Regions from separate parts of the Homo sapiens genome. Here region 1 is linked to region 2. A link is an interaction called in ENCODE POLR2A ChIA-PET data of the cell type or tissue named here. Cell type or tissue: PC-3. All regions are shown on one strand.

What was found. Peaks named below come from ENCODE experiments on the same cell type or tissue, not always from the same donor. Only the 100,000 strongest peaks of a DNase experiment are listed, where the experiment ranks them.
Region 1: POLR2A ChIA-PET joins it to region 2 with 19 read pairs; 4 of 35 experiments call an interaction of 5 or more read pairs at or near these places.

What each region holds. Positions count from the first base shown.
Region 1 is chr1:94,280,630-94,288,629 of GRCh38, forward strand. The region is part of intron 2 of ARHGAP29-AS1 (ARHGAP29 antisense RNA 1); the gene reads left to right. It also overlaps a transcript of ARHGAP29 not described here. Among named protein-coding and RNA genes, the nearest start is that of ARHGAP29-AS1, 37 kb to the left of the region's middle. RefSeq lists an enhancer at 3,956-4,015. In PC-3, no CTCF peak of the experiment used is centred here; DNase peaks (open chromatin) are centred at 102 and 4,882; H3K27ac peaks cover 3,541 bases.
Region 2 is chr1:94,058,571-94,066,570 of GRCh38, forward strand. It overlaps ABCA4 (ATP binding cassette subfamily A member 4), which reads right to left. Exons shown (of 50, transcript NM_000350.3): 12 at 4,542-4,747; 13 at 4,007-4,183; 14 at 1,967-2,189. Among named protein-coding and RNA genes, the nearest start is that of ABCA4, 59 kb to the right of the region's middle. In PC-3, CTCF peaks have their summits at 3,041 (motif pointing right), 3,245, 4,926 and 5,131; DNase peaks (open chromatin) are centred at 3,061 and 3,671; H3K27ac peaks cover 1,075 bases.

The DNA of each region.
Region 1 (8,000 bases), 220 kb after region 2:
ATAATTTATTGAATGAATAAATGAAATGCATGGCTGTATAAATGAATACATGGATGAGAGCCAAACTGTAGCAAAGGGCAGGAACGGTGAGTGAACAAGGGAAATTTGATGTCTGATGTGTAATAGCTGGCTGTGGTCAGGATTTATGGTGGAATGGCCAGAGCTTATCCTGGTTCTTTTCTGCAAATTACAACTCAATTCTCAAACTATTACATGGTCCACATAACTAAGAGGATAGGATGGAGTTGTCAAATGACCTCACAAATGGAAAAATGGTGGGATAAGCAGAGAAGACTGACATCCTCCCTTCCATTCTCCTGTGCCATCTCTGCCATCAATCCTGAATTTCTAGGGGTCACTTCCCAATGATGAATATCACTTCCAGTGACACAGAAACATTTCAATCCTTTCAAGAGCTAATTATATCTCCATAAGTGACAACTGTGTTCTGTTATGATTATTAGATATAGAAATGGTCATAATGTTGCTCTTTGAGACACAAAAAACAGTGGAATATTTGCATCTTAAGGTATATTGGTGTATACATGCATCTTAGTATCACACACTCCTATAGACACATACATGTATTCACACATATGCATTTGTAAAACATTCACATTGATACATGTATACACACATTTAAACTCCCTTTCTAAAAGAAAGATTCATAATTTTCTAAGATTACACTAAGTCTCTGTGTTTGCCAAACATGACAGCATGATAGGGAGGGAATTAAGGCCCTTGTGCTATCATATCTCGCTGGGCAAGCACAAGGCAGGAGGTGTGCTAGAGGCTGCTCTTGCTGGGAACAGCCCAGCACGTAAAGTTAACCTTGAGATCAACACCGTCAGTGAGATGAGTTACAGGACTTCATGGCAGAGCATCACAGAAACTCAGGAACATATCAAAGCATTCGTCACTCTGGTGGCAGGAAATAAGATGAAAGAATTTAGAGAATTGCAATCACACATAATAGCGTTATCACTGGTGACTAGAATTTGAATTATGTGCACATAGACTTCTCCCCCAGTAGGTACTGCTCACAAGCACTTAAGGAAAAGGGGGTTCTGGATAAAATCAATTAGAGACCAGTTACATGAAGTTGGGCAAATGCTATAGAGTATAAACAGTAGGACAGAGTGCAGCCAGGGTGGGTGAAATTCAATTGTGAGTAATAAGTGCAGTTTTGGCAGCATTGCTGGGGAATATTTTTTTCCCTTGGGGATGTGAGAGCTTAATACTGTCATTATGATGGACATGCAATCACTGAGACTCCTGCATGGGACATTCTTTGTTTGCACTCCTCAGTATCTACCACGGCATGCTGTAGGTGTGAGGGGAACTGTATAGGTTGAGCCCTTTTACCAAGGGCAGAGATCAAGGCAGCCACAGCTGGAAATTCTCTCCATATTCCTTGAAGTTGGCAGACAATCAGAATCACCATAAAAAATCTATGTTTAAAAAATCTATGTTTTTTAAAAACATGGATTCCTGGGCCCTATCACCCAGAATCTGATCTTGTAAGTCTGGACTGGAGCCCACAACCTTGTCTTTTTTAAAAAAAAAGTTCCATGGTGGTTCTGTAATCCAATAGGCTTGGGGACCACTGGTTTCAAGTGATAGTGCTTTATTTATTTATTTATTTATTTATTTATTTATTTATTTATTTATTTTTGAGACGAAGTCTCCCTCTGTCACCCAGGCCAGAGTGCAGTGGTGCAATCTGGCTTACTGCAGCCTTGACCTCCTGGACTCAAGTGATCCTCCCACCTCAGTCTCCCAGGCAGCTAGGACTAAAGGCGCATGTCACCAAGCCCAGTTAATTTTTGTATTTTTTGTAGAGAGAAGGTTTTGCCATGTTGCCCAACCCTCCTGGCCTCAAGCGATCCTCCCATCTAGGCCTCCGAAAGTGCTGGGATTACAGGCATGAGCCACATTACAGGCATGACCACACGTGGTCAAAGTGTATTTTTGCCAATGAGTAGTAAAAATGGAAGAGAAGTAAAAAAGGAGGGAATGAGATTTGAGAGCCCCATAGTATCTGTCAGGGCCTCTAACCCTCTTCTCTTCTGCCTAGAGGTCCATGGCCCTGAGGTTTTCTTCTGGATGATGAGAGGGGAAGCCTGGCAGCTTAGAGAGCTATGGACTGCTTCATACTGCAGAAGAAGAACCAAGAATGGGCCATGCTTAAGCTGATTAAGATGATTCCCTTCTCTATGTGGTTTGTCTCCAGGCAAAAATAAGGACTTTAGATCTGAGTGAATCTAAATAACTCAAGTCTAGTTCAAATTAGTGTTTCTCCCTCTGTGAGTAAGGAAGGATGTCTTTCCCTCCTATCCCTCCTACTCTCTCTTGAGAGTCTTGGCCCTAGTATTTAGAGCTTTATAGATAAATACCAAGTTATAAAGTTTAGCAAAGACACAGACCAACAGTCAGCAACATTTTTTTAACCTTAAGGAAAAAAAATACATAAAACCATTATTCTAAACTGCCAACGCCAACTCTGTAAGATTTTTTATTGAGTATATTTTAATGAGATTATAAACAGGGAGGCTCTCTGTTTTTGTAGCAAGTAACCAGCCATTAGTTTGAACGGCCACCTGGGTACCATTGCTTTCTATCTTCTAAACACTGTGCCATCATTAAGGATATTCTGCACAAGATGACATTGCTGAGGGGTAACCTGGTTACCATGCACACATGGCTCACAGGGCTGCTGAGTGGTTTAGAGAAGTCTTGGAAGGTGCTACCCTTGTGACTCCCAAGCACCACTCCTGTCCCTGACTTCAAATGAGGTATATAATAGATTTCAAAGACTTATTTTAAAATGCCCCCAGTTCAATAATTATTTTTTAAAAAATCATATTTGATAACTCAAATGGTTACCAAATATTTAAAAGAACTAGAATCGATTACCTCATGGAAAGAATGTTCAACTCTGCATATAGAATTTCTTTTAGTCATTCTAGGGAGAGTGATGAAAAAGCAGTAAATTATTATTGCACTCAGTTTTTAGTGGATGAATCTGGAAGCAATATTACCAGGATCAGTGTAACTCTGTATGTTAAGTCATACCATCATGCTCTTTGCTGTTGCATAATTTAGCAGAAAATGGTATGAAGTTTAACAAACAAACAAGGTGCATTTAAAAATAAATATTGCTAAAATGTAGCTATAAACTTAGAAAATCAGTGGATACTATCAAATGATAGCATAAAGTCCCAATCCCATTTCCAAACATCTTTATCGGTACCCAGAGATTTTCTGGATGGGGAATAGAGCTAGTTTCTAGTGATGCAATTAAGTGTGAAAAATGGTCTTGTACTCAGTTGCTTACTTGTTTGAAAAACAGATCTTGAACATGAAAAAAATGAACAATAAATCACAGAATTTTCACCCAATCTATTTCTTCTTAGGTTATGTTGATTCTGGCAAAAAGTTGAAAGGCAGAAATGGGAAAAAAAAAAAAAAACCATCAAGCCAGGGCTGGAAACACAATTCAGACAGTTTAAGTGGGTTTTCAGAGAAAAAATTCAAAGGAAGGGAGAACTAATTTACTTTACTGTTAAGTGTTTAGAGAGCTTTACTTATAGTAATTTCTTATGCTGAGTATCAGAGTTTTTAAACTTTTAAATAGAATTTAAATTGAAATAGCTACAATTTCCTGACAGATTACAATGTGCCAAACACTTTACATACCTTATTTTGCATCCTTACCTCAGTCTTCATTGCAGAGATTATTGTTATAATTTTACAAATGATAAAATGGGGACTTGAACAGGTTAGATCACATAGTGTAGTAGATTATATTACTGTTCACCCTATTTGCCCCTCTTTGTGTGAATCCAGGCATGGTCATAGCACTGACTTTGGCCAATGAAATGTGAGCAGAAATGATGTGTGTTACTTCTGGACAGAAGTTTTAAGAGCCAATGCATGGTTGGCTATGCCTTCTGTCTGCTGTGAAATCAGCAATGTTCCAGATGGAGGCAACTTGGGTCCTGGAGTGAATACTGTGTGGAGTAAAGCCGCATTCAGCCCATGACAGACATAAAGCATGAAAGAGAAACAAAACTAGGATGTGGTAAGCCACTGATACTCCGAGATTGTTTGTTTCTATAACAAAATCTAGCCAATCCTGTCTAGTACACACAGTTTAAGTGACAAAACCTAAGTTTCTTTGATTTCTAAGCCTTGGGCACAGAAGAAAGATAGTGGCATAGAGTAGGCACTCCATAAACATATGTTGAAGGAAGGAATGTATGGTGGTTGCCCAGCATTGAACACAATACTTCAGATGTGATCCGATCCACATAAGAGTTATTAGGAGTACAAACACTCTTTTTACACTGAACATCTGTTAATGAAGGCTTAGAGTGCATTAGCTTTTTTGTCAACTGTACTTATTTCTTTAACAAAAAAATTATTGTCTACCTAACATGTACAAGGCACAGAGTGAGGTGTCATGGCTGATACAAAAACAAAACATAAAAATGATTGTCTTCCAGCTGTTCATAATTTCATGAGTGAGAGTCGCACATTCACAACCAGCTGTGTCACAAGGCAATGAATAGAGTTGGACAGTGTGTTTTGTTGACTGTAGATTGAGTATGGAACGAGGCAGTCATGAGTTTCAGTCATTCATTCCACAAAAACACATTGAGCATCAACAATGAGTTGAGTGCTATGTTCACTCCTGCAGATACAGGTTAAAAAAAAAAAATACAGTCCCGGTCTCAAAGGTCTCACAAGCTAGTGTGAGAGACAGATTAGTTAATAGGGAATTATAATAGAGCATGATAAGAGCTGTAATAAAGTTAAGCTCAGGAAGCTATGGATATAAGGAGGAAGAATATCAGCCTGGAAGGGTCAATGAAGGCATTCTGGAGGAAGTGAGTCATAAATTGATTCCTAAAAGATGAATGAGTGTTTGCACATGAAGAAGGAGAGGGAATGTACTGGTGTAGAGAAAAAGAAGTACATTCGCCTGTAATCCCAGCATTTTGGGAGGCCAAAGTGGGTGGATCATGAGGTCAGGAGATGGAGACCATCCTGGCCAACATGGTGAAACCCAGTCTCTACTAAAAATACAAAAATTAGCTAGGCATGGTGGCATGTGCCTGTAATCCCAGCTACTTGGGAGGCTAAGGCAGGAGAATCACTTGAACCCGGGAGGCGGAGGTTGCAGTGAGCCAAGATTGCGCCACTATACTCCAGCCTGATGACAGAGCAAGACTCTGTCTCAAAAAAAAAAAAAAAAAGAAAAAAAAAAAGAACTACATTCAAGCCCCAGTGAGCAGTTGGTGGAAAGGCAAGCACACAGAGACAAAATATTTTGAAAGAACATGACTTGTTCTAGGAGACAGCAAGTAATACACTGTCTTAGTCAGCGTGGGCTTCCCTAATAAAATATTATGTACTGAGTAGCTTAGAACAGAAATTTACTTCTTCACAGTTATGAGGGCTGGAAGTCTTACATTAGAGTGCCAGCATGGTCAGGGTCTGTTGAGGGTTCTCTTCCTGGCTTGCAGATGGCTGCCTTCTTGCTGTGTCCTCACATGGCAGAGAAAGATTTCTTCCTCTTTTTATAAGGCCACCAACACTATCAGCCCCACTCTTATTACCTCATTTAACTATAATTATGGCCTAAAAATACAGTCACATTAGGGGTTTAGGGCTTCAACATATGAATTTGGGAAAGGCAAAAATATTCAACCCATAACATATACTATGGATTGAAAATAAGAAAAAATTTAGTCTGAGCATGGTGGCTCATGCCTATAATCCCAGCATTTTGGGAGGCCAAGGCAGGAGGATCACTTGAGACCAGGAGTTCAAGACCAGCCTGGGCAACATGGTAAAACCCTATCTCTACAAAAAATACAAAAATTAGCCAGGCGTGGTGATGCACAACTGTAGTCCCAGCTACTCGAGAGGCTGAAGTGGGAGGATCACCTGAGACTGGAAGGTTGAAGCTGCAGTGAGTTGAGATTATGGCACTGCACTCCAGCCTGGGTGACAGAGTGAGACCCTGTCTCAAAAATAAATAAATTTTAAAAGTGAGGTCAGAAGAAACAGAGAGGATGAATAGATTTCAGAAAAATTAAGAAGGAAATAGAATAAACAAGGTCTTTGGTGATCAAATGACTTGGTATGTTAGAAGTCAAAGATGATCTCAGAAAGTTGGGTACCAGTGACTGGGAAAGTGGAATATGGTATGGTAAATGTGGAAAAACTCAAACTGCATTTTCCTCTGCTCTCACACAACAATCACAATCACTGGGTGTCCTCCAATTCAATTCCAACACTATCAACCTGGAGATAGCATTACGACACTATCAACCTGGAGGTAGCATTAGATCCCACAGGTTAAGGGCTCAGTCCCCAGTACATCCTGCCACACCCACCAGACAACAGTCACAAGTCCAGGGCTCTGGAACTTCTGATTGACTGGCTCAAGTTGAGGTTTCCACTACCCTCTTTGAGTTTGATTAATTTGCTGGAGTGGCTCCCAGAACTCAAGTAAACACTTTCGTTTACTGGTTTATTATAAAGGATATTACAAAGAATACTGATATGGTTTGGCTCTGTGGCCCCACCCAAATCTCATCTGGAATTGTAATCCCCACATATTGAGGGAGGGAGATGATTGGATTATGGGGGCGGTTTCCCCCATTGTGTTCTCATGATAGTGAGTAACTTCTCAGAGATCTGATGGTTTTATAAGGCAGTTTTCCCTGCTCTTGCTAGCTCTGTCTTTCCTGCTATGAAGAAGTTCTTTGCTTCCCCTTTCCCTTCCACCATGATTGTAAGTTTCCTGAGGCCTCCTCAGCCATCTGGAACTGTGAGTCAATTAAACCTCTTTTACTATTATTATTATTATTATTATTATACTTTAAGTTCTAGGATACATGTGCACAACTTGCAGGTTTGTTACATAGGTATACATGTGCAATGTTGGTTTGCTGCACCCATTAACTCGTCATTTACATTAGGTATTTCTCCTAATGCTATCCCCCCCAGCTCCCCACCCCACAACAGGCCCTGGTGTGTGATGTTCCCCACCCTGTGTCCATGTGTTCTCATTGTTCAACTCCCACTTATGCGTGAGAACATGCGATGTTTGGTTTTCTGTCCTTGTGATAGTTTGCTGAGAATGATGGTTCTCAGCTTCATCCATGTCCCTGCAAAGGACATGAACTCATCCTTTTTTTATGGCTGCATAGTATTCCATGGTGTATATTTGCCACATTTTCTTTATCCAGTCTATTATTGATGGACATTTGGGTTGGGTCCAAGTCTCTGCTATTGTGAATAGTCCCGCAATAAACATGCGTGTACATGTGCCTTTATAGTAGCAAGATTTATAATCCTTTGGGTATATACCCAGTAATGGGATTGCTGGGTCAAATAGTGTTTCTGGTTCTAGATCCTTGATCCACACGGTCTTCCACAATGGTTGAACTAATTTACACTCCCACCAACAGTGTAAAAGCATTTCTATTTCTCCACATCCTCTCTCGCATCTGTTGTTTCCTGACGTTTTAATGATCGCATTTCTAACTGGTGTGAGATAGTATCTCATTGTGGTTTTGATTTGCATTTCTCTGATGACCAGTGATGATGAGCATTTTTTCATATGTATGTTGGCTGCATAAATGTGTTTTTTTGAGAAGTGTCTGTTCGTATCCTTTGCCCACTTTTTGATGGGGTTGTTTGTTTTTTTCTTGTAAATTTGTCTAAGTTCTTTGTAGATTCTGGATATTAGCCCTTTGTCAGATGGGTAGATTGCAAAAATTTTCTCCCATTCTGTAGGTTGCCTGTCCACTCTGATGATAGTTTCTTTTGCAGTGCAGAAGCTCTTTAGTTTAATTAGATCCCATTTGTCAATTTTGGCTTTTGTTGCCATTGCTTTTGGTGTTTTAGTCATGAAGTCTTTGCCCATGCTTATGTCCTGAATGATATTGCCCAGGTTTCCTTCTAGGGTTTTTATGGTTTTA
Region 2 (8,000 bases):
AGACTGCTCTGGAACTCCTGACCTGAAGTGATCCACCTGCCTCTGTCTCCCAAAGTATTAGGGTTACAGGCGTGAGCCACCACGCCCAGCCTGAAATCAATTTCTTATCCTTGCTCAAAACAAAGTCCCATAAACTTTTAGGACTTCTAGGACCACAAACTTCTAGGACTTTTCACTGACTTAAGCCAGAGGTGTAATTCACTCTGTGACCCTACAGTTTCACCAGCTGTGGCTTCCTCAGATGGCCACTTTTCTTTTTGTTTCTAATAGCTCGAGTAACAAAGGGACCTTCCCATTGTCCCTGCTTCCAGCTTCTTTCCTGTGTTGTTGAGGTGGGGAGGAAGAGACAAGGGAAAGGTGGGAGAGTCATTCAAAGGAAAACCCTGTTTTGGTATGGAAAGCCCTGTTTCCGTCATCACTGGAACAATGTTCTAGTTCCCACAAAGAGAAACCCTTTTGTGCATGAAACTCCTGGTGAACATTCTTTACCTCACATCGTAAAAGCTTTGAAGACCTAATGGCCCATTCTTAGGAGGGCAGATCTCAATGCTGCTTATCAACAAGCCAGGCAAAATCTCATGGCTGTTGCTAGTCAGATGTTTACACATTTTTACTCCTTTAATTCTGAGGACACAAACATGTTGGTACTGGGAAAAGAAGCAGACTGAGGGATGGGAAAGAACAAGGGAAACCTAGATAAGGACAAGGGGCTCAGCTCCTCCCCTCATCTCTTAGAACTTTGGTGCCCTTTGCAAATGTAAGCCCACATCCAGGTGGGGTCAGGTTGTTTGAGCAGAATGACCTCTACCTTAGCATTTGTCTTGTTAGGACTCTAGCACAGAGCATAACCAAGGCCACAGATCACTGGATCATGGAGCAACATTAAAAAGACAAAACCTTCAGATTTAGTACATTTTACCGTAAGGAGAAAGGGCAAGATTTGGCTTAACTGGAGATGTGTTGTTTGAACAGGATCTGATGGAACATTTGTGGATCAGGTGGGTACCAGATATGGGCCAGCATGGGATGGGAGACACTCAGCCAGTCTGTGGTCACTACACACACTGCCTAGTGTGGTACAGCACTTCCTATCATGATGGGGAAGAAGTAGAACAAGCTCAATCAGTCCATCTCAGGAGCCTGTAAAGCCTGAAGTCTAAAAATTATACCAAATTCCACCCAATAAAATATAAAAAATGACCTAAATTTATATCCTTATCATTTAACAAGTACAAACTATCATCTACGGTGGAGGAGCTAAAAATGAAGGATAGCAGCGCATTGCAAAATAATGTTTCATTTCCAAGTCTAGCTCTCAGAGGAGTTGCAAGTTTGCAGAGGACAGACCAATAGATGCTGCCTGTGGCTATAAAAACTCCTTATCACTGAGGAAGGATGGACTCCAAATTCCATCCTTTAAAAGAGAGAGAGGTGTTGGAGCTTTTTCAGGCAGCAGAATGTTTTTTGGTGAAGCCATGTAGGAGGTGACCATGATGATGATAAGTAAATAATCCAGATCTCCTCCCCTACTGCTACTGAAAAGGCAAAAGGCTTTCCCCATTTCAACTCTAGCCAGTAGTTAAAATTGTAAGCCCAGGAAAACACTCCCTGAACTGATTTTTTCTGTGTTTGGAAAGAGAAGACCACTTTAATTACACTATCACCCTGTGCAGGGCTCTGCTAATAGCAGCTTCTCCAGATGGTCACGGAATGGGACTGGGAAGTCTGTGTGGACCATGGACCCCTGGGCAGGAAGTGGGAGATGGGAGGATGCTGTGATACAGTGGCTCCTTCAGGAGATTTCGTCTCTTTGAGTGTCTCCCACGTTGGCTAAAAGGAAGGGCTGGGAAGCTAGATGTCACGCTCTCCTTGGTGGCCACATGACTAATCCAGGCACATGAACAGGAGGAAAGGGGAAAGGAACCAAAGTATTCAAGATTTTCTGGGCCTTCTCCATTTGGCTTACCATGATGAATATCGTCAGGAGGAAGATGCTCATCGACATGATGGAGAAGCTGTCCAGGAACCAGGTACACCAAATCACTGCATTGGAGACACCCTGATTTTTCAAGGTCTCCTTCAGTCGCAACTCCTTCTCCAAGACGATGCTCTTCACAGTCATGGAGACAGAGTAGATCCATGCCAGCACCATGAAGATAGGGAAACAGCGGTTCAGGATGATCATGAAACTAAAGCAAAAGGAGAGAAGCAGAATAGTAGAGTGCTCTGTACCTGGTAGAGGCAGAATAAATGTTTGTTGAATGAATGTGTTGAGAACAAAGCCCAGATGGAGGGAAAGGAAAACAGGAAAACCTCCCCTGGACATTTAATGGGCTGGAATCTTTTAACACATTCCATGTTAGCCCTGAAGCATTATTTTTTGTTTATAGCAGAGTGCTGGCTTTCTGGTTAGCCCGGGTGAATGCTCTGCAAGTAAAATGTGTCAATAAAATTATATCCTCTATGTCAAAGATCTTCCCTGTAAGGCCTTGCAAGGAAAAAACTGCAGACTTGATGATGTGGATGGGATCTGAGTAGACAGCTACATGCTGACACTGAAACCCAAGAGGGTGGAGGACTGACAAGGGCAAGTGGTGGTGGTAAGAGCAATAACTTGGCTCCCCAAGGGGTCAGCCGCCCCAGCACAGTCTGCCCTGGAAGGTCAAACCCTAGTTACACAAAAAGACACACAAAATAACTAATCAGTTTGGCACTTTCAGAAGGCGAATGATCCATCAATACATCAGTTATCCAACAGCCACTGGACCCACCACCAGCCATGCACAGGTGGAGGAGACCCTGGTATATCCACCTGGCAAACAGGATAGATTTGATACACTGGAACGACTTTCTTGTGAACTTTACACGTTTTCCCTGTGTTTCATGTGCTAGTAAAGCCCTTGGGATTATTATCTATTGAAAACTGTTGTGTGTTGTCACTGAAAGGGCCCAATTCCAGCATGGGAGGGTTTCACTCAAGGTGGCCCTAGGGAGAGAAGCATATGTTCGTAAAGCATGCACTTCTGGGACTAGCCACCAGAGGACTCTCCCATACCAAATGACCCAGCTCCCTATTGCCTCCCCACACCCACCTCACTTCCCCACCAGCCACTCCCGTCCTGATCCTAAAGTGGACCTGGGCTTTCGCCCCTGGCTCCATTTCCCAGCTCTGCCTATTGTCCGAACCCAAACTAACTGCAGACTGGCCACTGTTATCTCAAGTTTTCTGTAGAGCTGAGGCTGGAAAACCCATTGGACAGTTATTAAAAGAGGGTTTCCTGTGTCCACACTGAGTTTTAGGTGAACTCAATTGTAGATCTCTGCTGCTGTTTTGGTAGTGTGTCTGACCCCATCTATAATGACAAATGAGCCTCCCAACCCTCCACCCCGGCCCTTTCTCTACCACCCCCCAAATCCATATTCAGTCAAACAGTAGGCTGCTTGCTTGGCTTATTCCTGGTCAACAGATATACAGGCCTGGGATGGGAGTGTCCAGGGAGGCAGGTCCTGAGCTCATCCAACACATTCCTCTGCCTTGTCATTGAGCATACATCATGGAAATGTTAGTTAGGGAAGGGGCTGCATTATTCCAGGGCTCCCAGGAACCAGACCTACTGGCCATACAGAGTCCAAAATGAATGCTGATGTGGCAATCATTGGGCAAACATTCTGACCAGAACCCTTCCACATACCAAACATACTACATAGTGGGGAATTTGTCCCCTCCCCCAGCCTCACTTTCCTTGCTTTAATTTTCCCCTTCCCTTTTCCAGCTACAACATCAACTCTTTTCCCTTTCCCACCACTGCACTGACTCATCTGTGCCTGCCTGGAGCTTGGGAGAAGCAGGTTCCTCAGTCAGAGCTCCATGCTCTCCAATTTGGCTCTGGTCCCTGGGGCTCTCTCTAAAGACATGGAAGCCTTGAGGGCACCCCCAGCCCACCCCAGCCCACTCCAGCACCCCCATTAGCGTGTCATGGAGGAGGATCGCGAACTTCAGACTCACGAATCGTCCACGAAGCAGGGGTAGGGCATCTGCTGGAGGTAGATTCCAACTGGAGCCTCCGCCTGCACCTGGCTCCTTGTGATCCCCTGTTCAACCATGTCCTGCAGATAGGCAAACCCGCCCCAGATGTACCGGAAATCTTCCACGGGATCAGCTCTGGGACCAGAATCCCAATACCTGAGAAGACACAGAGGGACAAAGGATGGGAACGGGCTTGGATAGCTCACTCACACCTCCCGACCACAGGGTGACTCGGAACTCATTCTCTTAAAATCTTTCTCCTAAACGCTTCAAAAGGATCCAATTCTATTTCCTAGTCCTCAGTTTAAATCTCAGTTTTGAATATTAGCCACAATGTGACTCTGTAATTGCTTTCATTCAAGGACTCTTTGTTGAGCTTTATAAAATATCTTATTTTTTCTTATTTAACTTAATTTTATTGATTTATGAGTCCAGTCTCAATCCCTTTCTCTCTACCAAATGTAATTTCCCACTGACTTTGGAGAAATGCAGCGAGCCCTTCCTGAAACATCACCTGTCTTTAATCTTATTGGTTTTCTCCACCACGTCTATGTCCATTCGGATCTTATACTTCACGTGGGGTGGTAGAGAGCTGGTCCAGGGATACATGTCAGGGAATACCACTCCGGCCCAGAACATGTTTTCCTCCAGTAGAGAGAGGGCACGTTGGGTGAGCTGAGTTTCATCATTGTAGCTTTCAAACTTATCCAGGACCAAGCACTGCAGAGAGTCACAAAGTTGAGAGAGTGTGAGGAGGACCAACTGCAAAGACTCAACTCTACACACAGAAAGTCACAGGATAAGGGCTGCTGTCCCAGGAAATGGTCAAATGCAAGGAGGCCTATAAACTTAATGTTTGCTTAACTCCAGAGTCTGGTGTTAATTTTTCAACGTGTCCAGATGTAGGGGCGCCAGAGAGCTTGGAAGTGCTGACGTGCTCTTATCCCTGCAGAGCTAGTGAGGACCACACTTTCCAGATGTCCAAGGCTGTCCAAATATGCAAGTCTTCAAAATGACAAAAATACTCCAGGCTTTTACTCTCCAGCATGGGGAGGCGAGGGAGTGGGGTCACACTGGCTACAGCCTGCTTTGAAGATCAGAAAGCCTGACGATTAAAGAGCTTTAAAGAGAGAGAGAAACATTCCTAGCCTTGAACCTTTCTGGCTCTCTCCAAACACACAGGATGGCCAGCTGAGGGAAGAGCAAGGAGGAAGAGAGAAAATAACAGACAGCCAAAATAACTTAGTCAGGGAAATCACTTCCAATTACAATTCTGTGACAAGTAATGCTGGGGGAGGAGGAATTTCTATAATATGCCTCTTTTCTTCTCCTGGAAGAGGAAAAAAAAAAACCATTACCCACAAAAGAGCAGAACTAAGAATGTTTGAAAATTTGAATATGATGGTTGTCCTCCTGTATAGATTTGTTAAAGCACTTATATTGCTATTTGCATCTATTTCCTTTTCTTTAACCTCCTGTTCCTATCATTGTGAGGGCTATTGGTGTCGACATTTCTTTCTTAGCATGTAACTCACAAGAAGTCAGATGGTCTTGTCTTGATTAAGTTGTTCCCTGAATGCATACTGAGAATCTGCAATGTGCCAGAGCCTGGTCGACTCTAGGAATACAAGAAGGAAAGATAAACATCTCTTCCTGAAAGAAAGTTGAGAGCTAATGAGGGAGAGGATTGGAGCAAACCAACAACCATAATGTGGAAGGATCAGGTTCTAATGAAAGCAAGCCCAGTGTATTGGGGAAGCCCAGCGGAGGGACGCAGCTAAGTCTTCCTGGAGGGATCAGGGAAGGCTGCCTGGAGGAAGAGCCTCCTGAGTAGGAGGATAAGCAGGAATTAGCCGAGGAGAGGAAAGTGGGGGAAAGGTCAGCTCAGGCACAGGGAACAGCACATGAGGTATCTGGGGACCTACAAGAATAGATCAGTGGTTCCCATCTGTGGCTGTGCTTTAGAACCACTGCGGAGCTTTAAAAGATACCTATGCCAGGCCCTACCCCAAGCAATTAAATCAGAATCTCTAGTGGCAGGGCCAGGGCATCCATATCTTGTAAAAAACTCCCTAGGTAATTGCAAGGCACAGAAGGGAGTGTAGGGTGAAGGGAGGTGAGTGTGACAGCAGCACTAGAAAGGAGGGTGGGACCGGACGGTTTGCCCTGCGGGACTCAGTAGTATGAACGACCAATGCAGGGCTTCCCCGGACACGTGCTTTCAGTGCTAAGACCAGGGGAGTTCTGGGCAGGCCTTAAACAGCCACAGAAGCTAATGTAGGGTTTTGAGCTGGGATATCACCTATGGGATCAGACTATGATCACTGGTAGTGGAGAGGGGGGAAAGCAAGCAGGAAGACTGGGTTATTGATGTACTGCAGGCTTTAAGGAACAGATTCATCCCCACAAACTATCTGTGAGTTACCTGGAATCCTCATTTTACTGAAGAGGAAACTGAGCTTTATAAAGTATCTTATTTTTTTGAGGAGACCTGCCTGAGGTCACCCAGAGAGACAGTGGCAGAGCTGGGACTCCCTCCCCAATTTCACCTTCAGGCCTAGAGTTCTTCCTGCCACACCAGGAACCGTGGGAAAGGCTGGATCCACAGCCTGGCGCTCAGGGCCCTCACTACTATCTTGTCAAGTAGGTGGATCAGCAATTACTACTTATCCTCACTTGGCAGCCCCGGAACTTAGGTTCAACGAGTCTGAGTGACTCCCCCAGAGGCGTGGTAGAGTAGGTATCAAACCCCAGGTCATTTGATTCCACAACTACTACCCGAGAAATAAAGAAACGAGAAAGGCAGACAGGGCGTAAGGACCTGACCACAGAACCAAGCTCCACTGCACTGGGAAGAAGTAGGCAATCCCAATTCATTCGCCGAAACCTCTCACTCCCGAGTCCCACCTGCGCCTCAGAGTATGCACCGGAAGCCTCTGGCGATTCAGAGGCTGTGTTTGAACAAGGGGCTGCACACCCAACACTTCTTGGGCCTCCTGAACTAAACTGTCCCACCTCAGCCTCCATGCCCTGGGGGCAGGTCCCATGTAATGTTCTCAGTCTTCTAGATAAAAAGGAAGAAAACTATTAGTGTTCCAGCTGATATGGGCAGAGGAACACAGGTACATGAAAAATTCTAAAGGGCCCAGGCTTAAGTGACACCACGCTGATGAGATATTAATAATGATCTTAAAATGATATGGAATTGGTATTTCTTTGGGCCCAGGCTTCAGTGACACCATGCTAATGAGATATTAATAATTATGTTAAAAGGAAATGGAATTGGTATTTCTTTAAGAAATACCAGTATGTGTAGTCACCCACCATAGAGCTAAGGGAAATGGAGAATTTTCTTTAGGCAGTGATTCTCTCACAAACAGGCATTGCCTAGCCTAACATTGACCAGTCCTTAAATGAGATGTAGGACTTAAACAGGTCACACACCAAAAGTTGTCAATAAATGTTTGTTTCTTCTGGACAGAAATAATGCAAGGTTTGCTATTGGATAAATAGTTTGGGTCTGTTGAGGGTGGGGGTAGGTGGCATCTAATATGTAGACTGTTAGCACAGTCCCTGACCATGGGCCTGACACCCAGTGTTTGTCAGTACTTAACCCACCCAACCATGCTGCTTGAGGACAAAGGATTGACAGTGTGATGCTTGGGCCAGGGGGCTTCTGAACTGAACTGCTAGAATACATTTTTAAAATATGCATTTAAATTTGCTTTAGGGAGACCTCAATGTTGTACAAAGATAAGTAGTCAAATAATCTTTTTTTATTGGTTTGTCAAGTTTAGAACTGCATATAGAGAATTTTAGTATTGGCAATTAGAGTGAATCTGAAATTTAATTCCTAAAACGAAAAACAAAATTATTTGGGGAGATGAAAGTCTTTGCTCTTCATGTTGTGACACACACATAGAATGTTCTACCAGTTCACTCAGTCATGGGGCATTTGGACAGAGCCCTAGAG